Linked DNA regions of Homo sapiens: region 2 is linked to region 1. Evidence: chromatin contacts called from ENCODE Hi-C or POLR2A ChIA-PET data. All regions are on one chromosome and are shown on one strand. Each heading gives the region's core, a stretch centred on a gene start or an enhancer-like site at or near the end of the contact. The rest is flanking DNA. Distances are from core to core; before and after follow the strand shown. Region 1 holds the start of LMNB1 (lamin B1). Region 2 holds the start of FNIP1 (folliculin interacting protein 1).

What was found. Hi-C counts contacts between places; a loop is a spot of excess contacts on that map. ChIA-PET counts read pairs that join two places held with the same protein, here RNA polymerase II (POLR2A). Pooled maps may share reads with other maps.
Region 2: a loop to region 1 is called in a map of naive thymus-derived CD4-positive, alpha-beta T cell, with 13 times the contacts of the local background. The contact joins the promoter of FNIP1 here to the promoter of LMNB1 in region 1. A Hi-C loop is called at or near these places in 2 of 168 maps with a recorded cell type or tissue (CD8-positive, alpha-beta T cell and naive thymus-derived CD4-positive, alpha-beta T cell) and 11 of 50 pooled maps. POLR2A ChIA-PET finds 5 or more read pairs at or near these places in 1 of 52 experiments (Panc1).

The regions. Positions count from the first base shown.
Region 1 is chr5:126,775,810-126,782,349 of GRCh38, reverse strand. It overlaps LMNB1 (lamin B1), which reads right to left and starts at 5,214. Exons shown (of 11, transcript NM_005573.4): 1 at 4,483-5,214. The coding sequence starts at 4,841. LMNB1-DT (LMNB1 divergent transcript) reads left to right here and starts at 5,864. Exons shown (of 4, transcript NR_134485.1): 1 at 5,864-6,055. RefSeq lists enhancers at 2,075-2,164, 2,175-2,244, 3,548-3,637, 4,653-5,453 and silencers at 4,128-4,237, 4,448-4,497, 4,808-4,887, 5,088-5,737, 6,388-6,437.
Region 2 is chr5:131,793,974-131,799,836 of GRCh38, reverse strand. FNIP1 (folliculin interacting protein 1) reads left to right here and starts at 2,820. Exons shown (of 18, transcript NM_133372.3): 1 at 2,820-3,007. The coding sequence starts at 2,916. RefSeq lists silencers at 2,617-2,876, 2,927-3,206.

The DNA.
Region 1 (6,540 bases), core at 3,965-6,464:
CCCCACTGGGGGTGTCATATCCAGTATGTGCATCATATTACCGTCTTAAATTGGAATTGCTTTAACTTCCAAAGCACATCTGGCCCCCAGGGTTTTACAGAAAAGATACGGGACCTGTATCACTGAAGGAAAATAAATGTCTGAATCCACAAAATCAGTTATTGAAGACTGATGTAAACACTTAACTTTCTGTTATATCTAGTTTTCCCGTATAGTTAACAGTGAAAATCTGAAACAAGTCAATTTCTCTGTACTTTTTGTTTAAAGTGTTGAGTGATGGCATTCATCATCATTTTTGGAAACTGTTCTCTCAAAAAAGCTTTCAGCAAAATATAATCAGTCTTGGACTGAATCAAAGTAACTGTACCTTACATATGAGGTCTGTTTTCTATGGATTCAGACACCACCTGCATGGAAACTGTTGCCAAATTCTCTTTAGACCAAGCATTTCCATGCTCTGCCTCTAAGGTATCTTGTTTGCTGAGGAACCAAAAAGAAACTAAGTAACCTGGAATCTATAATTCTCTCAAAGCTGTTTTCTTAATCTAAATCTACCTAAATGATGATTATACTTAATTACAAACACTCTAGTTCCAAATAAAAAATTAAATATAGGCCAGGCATGGTGGCTCACGCCTATAATCCCAGCACCTTGGGAGGCCGAGGTGGGTGGATCACCTGAGGTCAGGAGTTGGAGACCAGCCTGGCCAACACGGTGAAACCCCGTCTCTACTAAAAATACAAAATTAGCCGGGTGTGGTGGTGCACACCTGTAATCCCAGCTACTTGGGAGGCTGGGTCAAGAGCATCGCTTGAACCTGGGAGGCGGAGGTTGCAGTGAGCCAAGCTCCGTCTCAAAAAAAAAAGAAAGACATTAACAACCCTAGATGCCAGAAGACAATAGGGCAAAATAATACTTTCCAAGTTCTGGAAAAATGTTAACCTAGTATTCTATACCTAGCCCAAAGCTATTTTCAGACATACAGGACTCAGAAAGTTTACCTCCTGCCATCCTTTCTGAATAAATTACTTAAGGATGTTCTTCAACAAAATATGAAGAAACCAAGGAAAAGGAAAATACACCCAGGATGGAGTGCGGTGGTGTGATCTCAGCTCACTGCAACCTCCGCCTCCCCGGTTCAAGCAATGCCTCCTGCCTCAGCCTCCACAGTAACTGGGATTGCAGGCGTCCACTACCACACGCGGCTAATTTGTGTATTTTTAGTAGAGACGGGGTCTCGCCATGTTGGACAGGCTAGTCTTGAACTCCTGACTTCAGGTGATCCACCTGCCTAGGCCTCTCAAAGTGCTTTACAGGTGTGAGCCACCGTGCCTGGCCAGGAAGCTGTCTTTAATAAGTTACAGGACATCAGTACACAGCCTACCTTAAGCAAAGAGAACTCTAGGGAAGAAAGCAGATTCATGTGATAGATATTATGATTAAATATCTTCAAAAAGTCTGCAAACACACTGAGGGCAAATTTTTCTTAACAAGAAAAATGAAAAGCTATTGAGGAATAAATCCATATAAAAAAAGTCCTAATTCAAATAAGGAGCAAACTAAAATGTGGCATGTTTTGAGCAAATGATGGTATGTTGGGGGGAAAAGAAGAGTCATCTAATCCTGGCAATAGGAATATACATACAGTAGCACAGACTTAAGAAAAATATAATCCCAGAACACTACTAACCCTCAGAGAATAGGTACTGTCAACTCCTCAGACAGGCCTTCCTTAATCACACTAACCCTTCACTCCGCTTTATTTTTATTCCCTTAGCATCTGCTATTACCTAAATTGTATCACATGCATTATTTCATTGATTCTAATACACATTATTCTCATTTTTTAACCCCGCTGAAACCAGCATGCATTTTAGAATCGATACATTTACAACTACTGTCAGCCAGGTGGCAGCCTTGTTACTGTGTGAAAAACCTCCTGTGGCTAACTCCTGGAAAGATTACAAAAGCGCCAGCATCAAAATGCTTCACATCAGACAAAAGACAATCTTTCTTTACTTGCTGGGATATAGCTCCCCCACTACACTCTCAGCAACAAAGAACAGTAATTCATTTTTTTAAAAAAATCTTCATATCCTCTAACATAGAACGGTGACTGGTACGCAACAGATATTTGATCTGTGTTAATTTTTTTTTTTAGACGGAGTCTCACTCTGTCACCCAGGCTGGAGTGCAGTGGACCATCTGGCTCACTGCAGCCTCTGCCTCCTGGATATCAAGCGATTCTCCTGCCTCAGCCTCCCCAGTAGCTGGGATTACAGACGCCCGCCACCACGCCCGGATTTTTTTTCTTTTTTGAGATGGGGTCTCACTCTGTCGCCAGGCTGGGGTGCAATGGCGCAATCTCAGCTCACTGCAATATCCGCCTCCTGGGTTCAAGCGATTCTCCTGCCTCAGCCTCCCAAGTAGCTGAGACTACAGATGCATGCCACCACGTCTGGATAATTTTTTGTATTTTTAGTAGAGACGGGGTTTCACCTTGTTAGCCAGGATGGCCTCGATCTCCTGACCTCGTGATCCGCCCGCCTCGGCCTCCCAAAGTGCTGGGATTACAGGCGTGAGCCCCCGCGTCCGGCCAATTTTTGTATTTTTAGTAGAGACGGGGTTTCACCATATTGGTCAGGCTGGTCTCGAACTCCTGACCTCAAGTGATCCGCTCACCTCGCCTCCCAAAGCGCTGGGATTACAGGCGTGAGCCACCACGCCCGGCCCTGTTTGACATTTTAATATCTATGAAACCCATCATGATGGGTCCAACAGGATGGATCCTACACAGTTGGTCCTGATGTTTTTATTTTCTTAGTGGTACACATAATAATGGCAAGTCTTACAAGCAACGATATCTAAGATTTGAAGGAATTCAGTGGCAAAAAATTTGGAGGAACATAGAAATAATAGTGTGAGTTAACTGACTGCTCATTTTAAAAGATGAAACCAAGGCTTAGTAAATCCAAGAAAGGGAAATACAAGCTTAGTATTATTTTCGAGTTGTATAACTAAATATCCAAAGAAATAAAAACAAAAAGGGATAAATGTGATTGCCTCCGGAAAGAGGTAGTGCAGTTATCGTTTTTCGCTACAAACCAGTCTATACTATTTTATTCTTACCACGTGCACATGCTTTTTTATGAACCGAAAACATATGATAGGAGGGATAAGTAAAAATACACAAAATCTCAGAGACTTCGGACAGGGACATTCACGCAGATACAGACAGAAAGACATCCAGGGGCAAAGGGTGTCAAAGTGAGAATAAGGTACCTCCAGAAATTTCAGCTGGCAGTGCTAATGGCGACCATGAATTTCAGACCCAAATTTTGCAAATCTCTAAAGCATGACATCAACACTTGTTGCCTACTGATGACAGGCCATTTTGCTTATCAGAAAGTCAAAATAAGGCCAGCAAAGGTCTGCAAATGTATCCTTGTGCACTGGAATGAAAACTCGCACTCGCTTAGGTGAATTACAAACTCTCCTTCGCTCAAACACTCAGCATTTACACAGCACCCTGTCACCTGCCCTGGTCTACTATCTGCACAGTGGTCGACTAAGGGGTACTAAGCACAGTCTCTACCCGAAAGCCTGACTATACTACGAGGAGGCAAAAGCTGGGGACAGAGGGCCGCTGCCTGAGGGGTAGGAGAACCGCAATTCTAAGAACGGTAGCCGTGACATGCACAAACCCAGCTTTCCTTCCCTGCGCAGAACCACCCGAGGGACCGCACCATCCCCGCTGGGACAGGACACATTTCCCCAGAGAAAGCTAACCAGCTAGCAAACCTAACTTGCCCGGGGCTGGCTGGAGGCGCACGGATCAAGCTCCGCCTCTCTCTCCCGCCTAAAGCAGGCGTAGAATCTTCGCAAAACGTCACAGGGCCAAGACTGAGCGCGCCAAAGCGGGACCCACCCCCAGGAGACGCGGATGCTGCGGGAAGGTCCCTCCCCTTCCTCTCTCTGCCCGCGCGAAGCTCATTCATTCTAGAGGCGGGCTGCCAGTCCTCCCCGGCCGCCCATCCCGGCACTGCAAATCCGCTAGACGCTTTGTCTCGCGCCGGCCGGAAACTGGGGCGCGCACGCGAGCGCGCGCTCGCGCTCCAGCTCCCCGCACCTGGGGCCTGAGGGGCCGCCTCTCCGCGCCGGCTCCCCGGATTCGAGTGCGAAAGCGGGAGCTCCTTCTCGGCAGTCCCAGGCGCGCACTTACCACGTCCCAGCGGGTATCCAAAATCTAGAAATGGGCATCACGGCCCCCCAGCGCTACAGCTCGAGCCCCCTCCGCGACCCCTGCTCCGCTATGAACTCTAGATTCTTTCTCCTTTCCGGAGACCGAGACCCTGTTCCTTCAGAAGGACGCGTGCATCCTGGCCTCTGCTCCCTCCCCACGGCAGAACCCGGTGAGCTGGTCGCCGCGGTTGCGCCCCCGCCCCTCCTTGGCGCTAACGCGGCCGCCAGCTAGCACTCACTTGAGGAGCAGCTGGTCGTGTTCCGCCTTGCACTTGCCCAGCTCGATCTGCAGCTTGGCGCGCTCGCGGGCCGTGTCGTCGAGCGCGCGTCGCGCGTCGGCCAGCTCGGTCTCGTAGAGCGCCTTGAGGCCGGTGAGCTCACGGCCGCGCACCTCCTCGCGCTCCGTCACCTGCAGCTGCAGCGCGCTGTTCTCCGTCTCCAGGCTGCGCACCTTGTCGATGTACACCGCCAGCCGGTCATTGAGCTCGCGCAGCTCCTCCTTCTCCTGGAGCCGCGACAGGCGCGTGGGGCTCAGCGGCGTGGTGGGGCCGCCAGCGCGGCTGCCCATCCGCGGCGGCACGGGGGTCGCAGTCGCCATGGCGGGCGGCGGAGACAGCGGGGCGGCGAGGCCGCGAGCGGGACCGTGATAAGGAGGGGACGGCAGGGGGCGAAGCGGGGACCGAAGGCACAAACCGGCGACCTGCGCTCACGTCCAGACGCTGGCGTTTAGAGGAACGGAGAAGCACCTGGGATGGCGGGAGCTCGATTACAGCACAAAGGGCAAAGGCGCGCGGGGGGGAACTACGAATCAATCGATCGATCGCGAAATACCCTTTGTAAGAAAACACACACACCCACTCACACACGCACGCGGGAAAATGCAAGACGAGGGTGACTGGAGGCCCAGCAGGGTTCGCGCCGCCGCCGTCTCCTGCTCGCAGCACTTTGTTTCCTCTCAGGCTGCACGGAGCGGCGGGCGGGGGGAGGAGGGCCGGGAGGGGCGGGCTGGAGGCAAGCCGCGGGGGGCGGAGGTGGCGCGGGCCGCGGCGCCGCACTCCCCAACATGGCCGGCACGCCCCGGCGCCTCCACGTGACTACCATGGGCCAATGGGGAGCAGGCAGCGCGCTTCGGCGGTTCGGGGGCCGGGCCTGTAAATTTAAAATCTGGCCCTTGGGCAACCGTCAGCTCGGCCCTCCCGGCTGGGCGGTTCCCGGACCAGGCTCAGGGCTGTAAGGAAGGACGCCTGGGACTGCCCACCCGCGCGGCTCTGGGCCCAGGGCCCTCCCGCCGCCCCGCGGGGACCCCTTGGAGGGGCCGGGCCTGAGAAAGGCGGGAAGGAGCCCGGAGGTTTCCGGGACGGATCTGCGCCACCGCCCACACTCGGCGGTTCAGGGAAATTCAAATATAAACGTCCCTAAAAGCCACACGCGAAACTCAGAGTGTCCCCGGCCACCGCGGGCGTGGTAACCTTATCCCCCGCTCCGCTGGAGGGCTCGGGAAACGGCCTGGAGGCCGGGACGCTGTGGAATTACGTAATAGGCACTTGAGTCCGAGGTTCCAAATGCACGGCTTGCAGGTTCCAAGTACCAGCCTTTATTTTTCTCTCCGGTGGAAAACTGTATCAGGCAACTTCTTTCCATGAAAGTGAGATCTGTGCGTCTTGAAGCCGATAGATTATCACAGAAAAACCAGCAACCCTGATTTTAAATCATTTGCCAACAGTGTTAATGGGCGGTTCCTAATCCGTTTCTTAATTTAAGGGTTTGTAAAATCAAAAAACAGCTCAGAAATGATACGATTAACATATGACGGTGAGTAACTACGAGAGCAAGCTGTTTCATACTCCGTTAAAATCAGGTACATAAAAATCTGAACTTGTGAAAATTTAAGATGAAATAATTTTTTGCTTTTAAAAAGAGGCTCCCAAGATGTCACTGGCAGCTACTTCTATTAGAAAGCACATTCATCCCTTTGAAAAGTTCCTAATTTTTAGCTAACATTTATTGGGACTGAGTGCCAGCACCAGGCTTTTCATGGATTACCCATCCACACAATCTCCGTGTGATGTGGGAAACTGGATTGTTTCTATTTGAAAATTCATCCGGGCGGGCGCGGTGGCTCACGCCTATAATCCCAACACTTTGGGAGGCCGAGTGGGGGAGGATCACCTGAGCTCAGGAGTTCAAGACCAGCCTGACCAACATGGTGAAACCCCGTCTCTACAAAAATACAAAAATTAGCCGGGCATGATGGCGGGTGCCTGTAATCTCAGCTACTTGGAAGGCTGAGGTGGGAG
Region 2 (5,863 bases), core at 1,571-4,070, 5.0 Mb before region 1:
ACACAAGGTTATTGTATTTGGAAAGTTCCTTCTGAGGGGACCTGGAACTACTCTTTTCTGTGCCAGTCATGGACAGCCATTAGTCCTTAGTGTCTTTGGTCCCGTATAGACAGACTTTGGCCTGTTTCCACTTGTACTCATTTAGTGTAACTTAACTAGTGTAAAAACAAAACTTCCCAAATGATTGCCCCATTAATTGACTGATAGGATCTACACTTCTGTTTACTTTTTAAAAATTGCATTGACTTTATTTTTTTGTTTACAAAAACTTCATTTTTCATTCTACATTCAAATGTTTTGTGAGAAAAATATACACAGCTCATTTTACCCTGTTAGAAATCTTTCAGCATTTGATGCCAGAGGATTATCTGAAATGTCTAGGTGAAATAGTACTGCTGTTTTGATCCTGTATTGCCCAGTAGTTTCTGGACCTTGGGTAATACACAGAGCAACTGAATGATTTTCAACCTAAGCACCTCAAATGTTACCTCCTCAGACTTTGCTGACACCCTCATTTCATTGCTTATTTCTTACTAACTCCACAACATTAGTTACTATCTGAAATAACTTTATATACTTATTTACTGTCTCCTCACCTAGAAAGTTAGCTCTTTTGTACTTTGGATCCCCACTGCCTAGAACGTAAATGATTGTGGAAAGAATATGTTAATATCTTAATCATCAATAAATAGTGCAATAACTTTAAATACTTATTTACTGTCTCCTCACCTAGAAAGTTAGCTCTTTTTTACTTTGGATCCCCACTGCCTAGAACATAAATGATTGTGGAAAGAATATGTTACTATCTTAATCATCAATAAATAGTGCTTTAAAAAAGTCTTGGAACATTGAAACTCAGTATTTTGGTTGTTGACAAATTCTCAAAGAGATATAAATTCTGCCTATTACTTTTTCTTTTCTAAATATCTTCAGACCCTTATTTAGAGCATAAACTCTAGCTGCAAATCAGTGGGAGTTGGTAGCCACTTAAAGAAAATAAAATTTAATTTGTATACCTAATTAAATGAAATTCTCAAAAAGTATTTGTTTTTTGAGATAGGGCCCCCCTCTGTTGCCCAGGCTGAAGTACAAGTGGCACTCACTGCAGCGTTGACTTCCCACACTCAAGCTACCCTCCCACCTCAGCCACCCGAGTGGGACCACAGGTGTGCGCCGTGACCACACCTGGCTAATTTTTGTTTGTTTTTGAGACGGTGTCTCGCTCTTGTTGCCCGGGCTGGAGTGCAATGGCACAATCTCGGCTCACTGCAACCTCTGCCTCCTGGGTTCAAGCAATTCTCCTGTCCCAGCCTCCCAGGTAGTTGGGATTACAGGCATTCGCCGCCACCACGCCGGCTAATTTTTTGGAGACGGGGTTTCACCATGCTGGTCAGGCTGGTCTTGAACTCGTGACCTCAGGTGATCCACTCGCCTCGGCCTCCCAAAGTGCTGGGATAACAGGCGTGAGCCACAGCGCCCGGCCACACCTGGCTAATTAAAATTTTTTTTTTTTTTTTTTTTTTGTAGAGACAGGGTCTTACTGTTGCCCAAGCTGGTTTCGAACTACAGAGCTAAAGCGATCTGCCTGCCTCGGCCTTGCAGTGTTGCGATTACAGACGTGAGCTACCACGCCTGCCCAAAGTATTTTTATCCAGCCTTCCAACCATATACAAGTTATTTCCTAAATTTCTCTGAGGATTACATCCCATTGTACGAGCTTCCTCATCCTGGAGGGGGAGTGAGTGAATGGATGGGGTTGCTGAAAATTTATAAGATTAGTTTGATACAAACTCTGATATATTTTGGTTCCATGGGTTAAATAAGACTGTGAGGTCACATGTGAGCAATGTTTTTCTTTTTTTAGAAAGCGTTTCTTCCCTGTAACTTGACTAAAATTCCACAGTTCCTCCCGTCTTCATACCTAAACATTAAGATAGATTTATTAAAAATCTAAATAATTAGCGTAAAGGGTTAGATATCTGTACATATATGTCTTTAGGCTTCCTGACTTCGTTGGTTTCACCTGATTTTGTTGGTTAACAAGGAAACAGCCTAACTCCTGAGCCTCCAATCGCTAGCTCTTCCAAGAGACTAATTCCCGGTGTCAGGGTTCTAGGCGCTAGTACAAACTGCCCGCAGTGCCTGCTCGAGGTCGTCTTTGCGGGGAGCCATGGCTGTGGCAGGGGTCCCGGCAGTTTCCTTCACCAGTCCCTGTGAGCCAGCCCCCGCGCTGTCCAGATCCCAGACCTCTCGCGGGCCGGCGCAGCCTTCTAAGGGCGGTCCTGGGGTCCTGGGCTCAAAGTCCAGCCTTGGCCGCGGCCCCACGGGTACGCTTGTGGGCCTTCCGTGCTCCAGGAGCCGCCAGACTCTGCCCGGCGCGGAATGGAGGTGTGAAGCCGCAGAAGCTAGGGAGGGGCTGACAAGGAAGAGTCGGTTGCCCGTGGTTCCCTACGCAACTCTGTGGGTGCGGGGAGTCGAAGCCTTCTGCACTCCAAGGCTCCTGGCATCGTCCCCGCGCCACCCCGGCGTACCCTCTGATGGTCGCTGACAGCTTCACAGGGGAAGATCGAGACTGACCCTTCTCCCGCTACACATCCCTAGCCACCTTCCAGTCCTGTCCTCTCGGCTCACGCCCCGCCCCTGCCACGTGACGGGACCCGCCAGTGAGCCTATGGGAGGCAGCTCCGCCCCACGCCCCCACCTTGCCCCTTGCTCCGCGCGCCGCCACGTGATGCGGCCCCCCTCCAGCCAATGAGTGCCGGCCTTGCCTCGCGCCCCGCCCCGCGCGCCGTGGCCGTTTGAAGTGACTAATTTCTGTCATATGACTGAGGCGCCCATGGGGGTGGCGGGGCGGCTGTAGGAGCAGGGGCCTAGCAAGCGCCCAGCGGAGCGACCCCTGCCTGGCCGTGGCTAGCATGGCCCCTACGCTGTTCCAGAAGCTCTTCAGCAAGAGGACCGGGCTGGGCGCGCCCGGCCGCGACGCCCGGGACCCAGATTGCGGGTTCAGGTAGGGCGCTGTGGGGCGGGGGTCGCGGAGCCGATGGCCTTGTGGGCTCCGGGCTCCAGGGGTGTTGGGGCCTTCGGTGTTCCGACCCGAGCGGAAGCGCCGCGCCGAGAGCAGCATCTGGTCCTCGGTGGGGTGGAGCCGGCTGCGGGCTAGCGCCGAAGGGTTGGAGCGAGGTCCTACCTTTTATTTTACCCCACCCGCCTCGCCGTTGCCCCTTCCCCCTCCTCCCGTCGGTTTGTTTACGACCTGCCCCCAGCCACGCGCGACTCTGCTCCTCCGGACCTAGCACCGCGGCCTGAGACTTTGGGTCCACACGCCTTCCTGGCACCGAGTAGAGTTGGGCGCGGGCTGGATTGGACCTCAGCCGCCGTACTCCGGGCCGCGAAGTTCTCCCCTCCTCCCCGTGACCAGTTGTCCTCCGGGCGCTGCGTTCCAGCTCCGTTGGCGTTGTGGAGAGAGCGGCACGTTTGGCCAAGCTTCTGAGTTGAGAGAAGGCTGGAGGAGCGAGTAGGCAACGTGCCGTTCTTTCAGGTTTCTTGGACGCTAAAATTGGAGGTGTGCAGTAACCGGACCGAGCGACCTTAATGTTATCGAAGGAGAAATGTGAAACTTGAGTTTAGGGTTACTGCCGAAGGAAGACCAAATTGAATGAAATCTGGCCTTGGAATTGGCTGTAGATTCTTCCTCCTCGAATTGTTACTGAAAAGGAGTCTTAAAAATTGAAAATGTTAGTAGAGCATTTTGTAGTGTTACAGGCTTTGTTAATTTTTCATTGTAGTACCTGTTGCTGGCAGAGTAACTTTTCAGAATTGTAAGATTTGATATAAACCTGAATTCAAGGTAAAATTTAGTCGTTAAACTGCACCTGAGGAGATTATGTCCAAACAGCCTTTATACGTATTGCAGTGTGGAAACTTGCAAATATAACTAGGCTAAATGTCAAATGCCACACGTTTTAAACTTGGTAGGATAGCAAAGAGCCCAGTTGTACAACAATAGTAGAAACAAAAAAATAAAATAAAAATAAAAAAAGAGAATCTGTCAAATTTTGGAACAGGCGAAGTTGCCACACTGGTTTAAGAAATTTTGCTATTCTTAAAATTATTCACTCTCTCTTGCTAATGCAGGTCTCATCAGGAAAAATTCAGTAAATGCATATGGAATTGAAGAGGTTTTTCTACGTATCTGTCTTTTCCCCTGAAAAATAAATGTGTCATGCTCATCTGTCTCTCTTTAAACATTTCTTTAGTGTTTTTCCTTTGAAAAATGAAAGTGCAGGTTAGATAATACTACATTGAGCCATCTAGTAACTCAAGCGACAATAGGAAACAGGTTCCGATAGGATATTTAAAAGGTGGCATTTGAATAGACAACTGCTTTCTATTTCTGGACAAAGATTGACTTTGGGTACGTAGGTTTACAAGGCTCTCAAGTCACTCATATGAAAAAACATTTTCACGTCTGGTTTTCAAAAATGTAAAGTCTACTACATAGTTGCGTAATACTATTTTACAGTTACCAAAGAACTTTCTCATCAGTTATCTTATTTGATGTTTCACAGCAATCTTACGAGATAGAGCAAGTAGCAGTGCAGATAACTATATACTTTTGCCAGTGGAAGTAAGAATTATCTGTAAGCCCAATAACTGCAGTACATTATGGAATCTCTCACTTTAAAAATAAAACTTGTGCATGTGAGAAATGAAAACTGATGAAACAGAATAGGCATATCTGAAGGAAAAAAAACCATTCTGGTTAATGTCACATAGCTAATAACTTACAGATCTAATCAACCCAGGGTTTTTTAAAAACTATTTCATTGAGCTATAATTTATACACAATAAAGTATAAATACATTTTAAGCATACATCGTATACAGTTGTGTACCCACCACCCCCATGAAGTTTTAGAACACTTCCATCACCCAAAAAGTTCCCTCATGCTCTGTTGTAGCCTAACTCCTCCTCACCCGTGGCAGTCACTGATACTTTCTGTCATAGTCTTGTGTCTGTCTTGTTTGTTGCATTTATTAGTTCCTTTTTTTCTCACTCTGTCAACAGGCTGTAGTACAGTGGCGTGACCACGCTTAATACACTGTCAACCTCCTGGGCTCAAGGGATCCTCTCACCTTGGCCTCCCAAAGTTCTGGGCTTACAGGGATGAGCCACCACACCCAGCCAGTTCCTTCAATTTTATCACTGAATGGTATTCCATTGTATGGCTATACCATGATTTGTTTATTCAGCCACTAGTTGGAGGACATATTTTTTCCCCAGATTTGGGCTATTATGAATAATGCTGCTGTTAATGTTTGTGTATAAATCTTTATGTGGACATATATTTTCTTTTCTCTTGGATAGAAATCTAGGAGTGGGGTTGCAGAGTCATGTGCTAAATGTTGTGTTTAACTTTAAAAAAAAATTGTCAGACTTTTCCAAAATAGTTGTACCATTTTGTATTCTCAGTAGCAATGCATGAAGGTTACAGGTTCTTCACAATCTCTTCAATATTGATATTGTTATTTTTGTTCTTTTTTAATTAAAAATTTTTATTGTAAAAAAAATATGAAATTTACTTTTTTTTTTTTTTTTTTTTTTTTTAGATGGAGTCTCACTTGTTGCTCAGGCTAGAGTGCCATGATACAATCAAGGCTCATTGCAGCCTTGACCTCCTGGGCTCTAGTAATCCTCTCACCTCAGCCTCCTGAGTAGGCTCCTAAGTATCCTCCCACCTTGGCCTCCCAAAGTGCTGTAATTACAGGCATGAGCCACCATGCCTGGCCAAAATTTACTGTCTTAATCGTTTTTTTATTCTTTTGATTATAGCCATTCTAGTGGTATCTTGTGGTTTTAATTT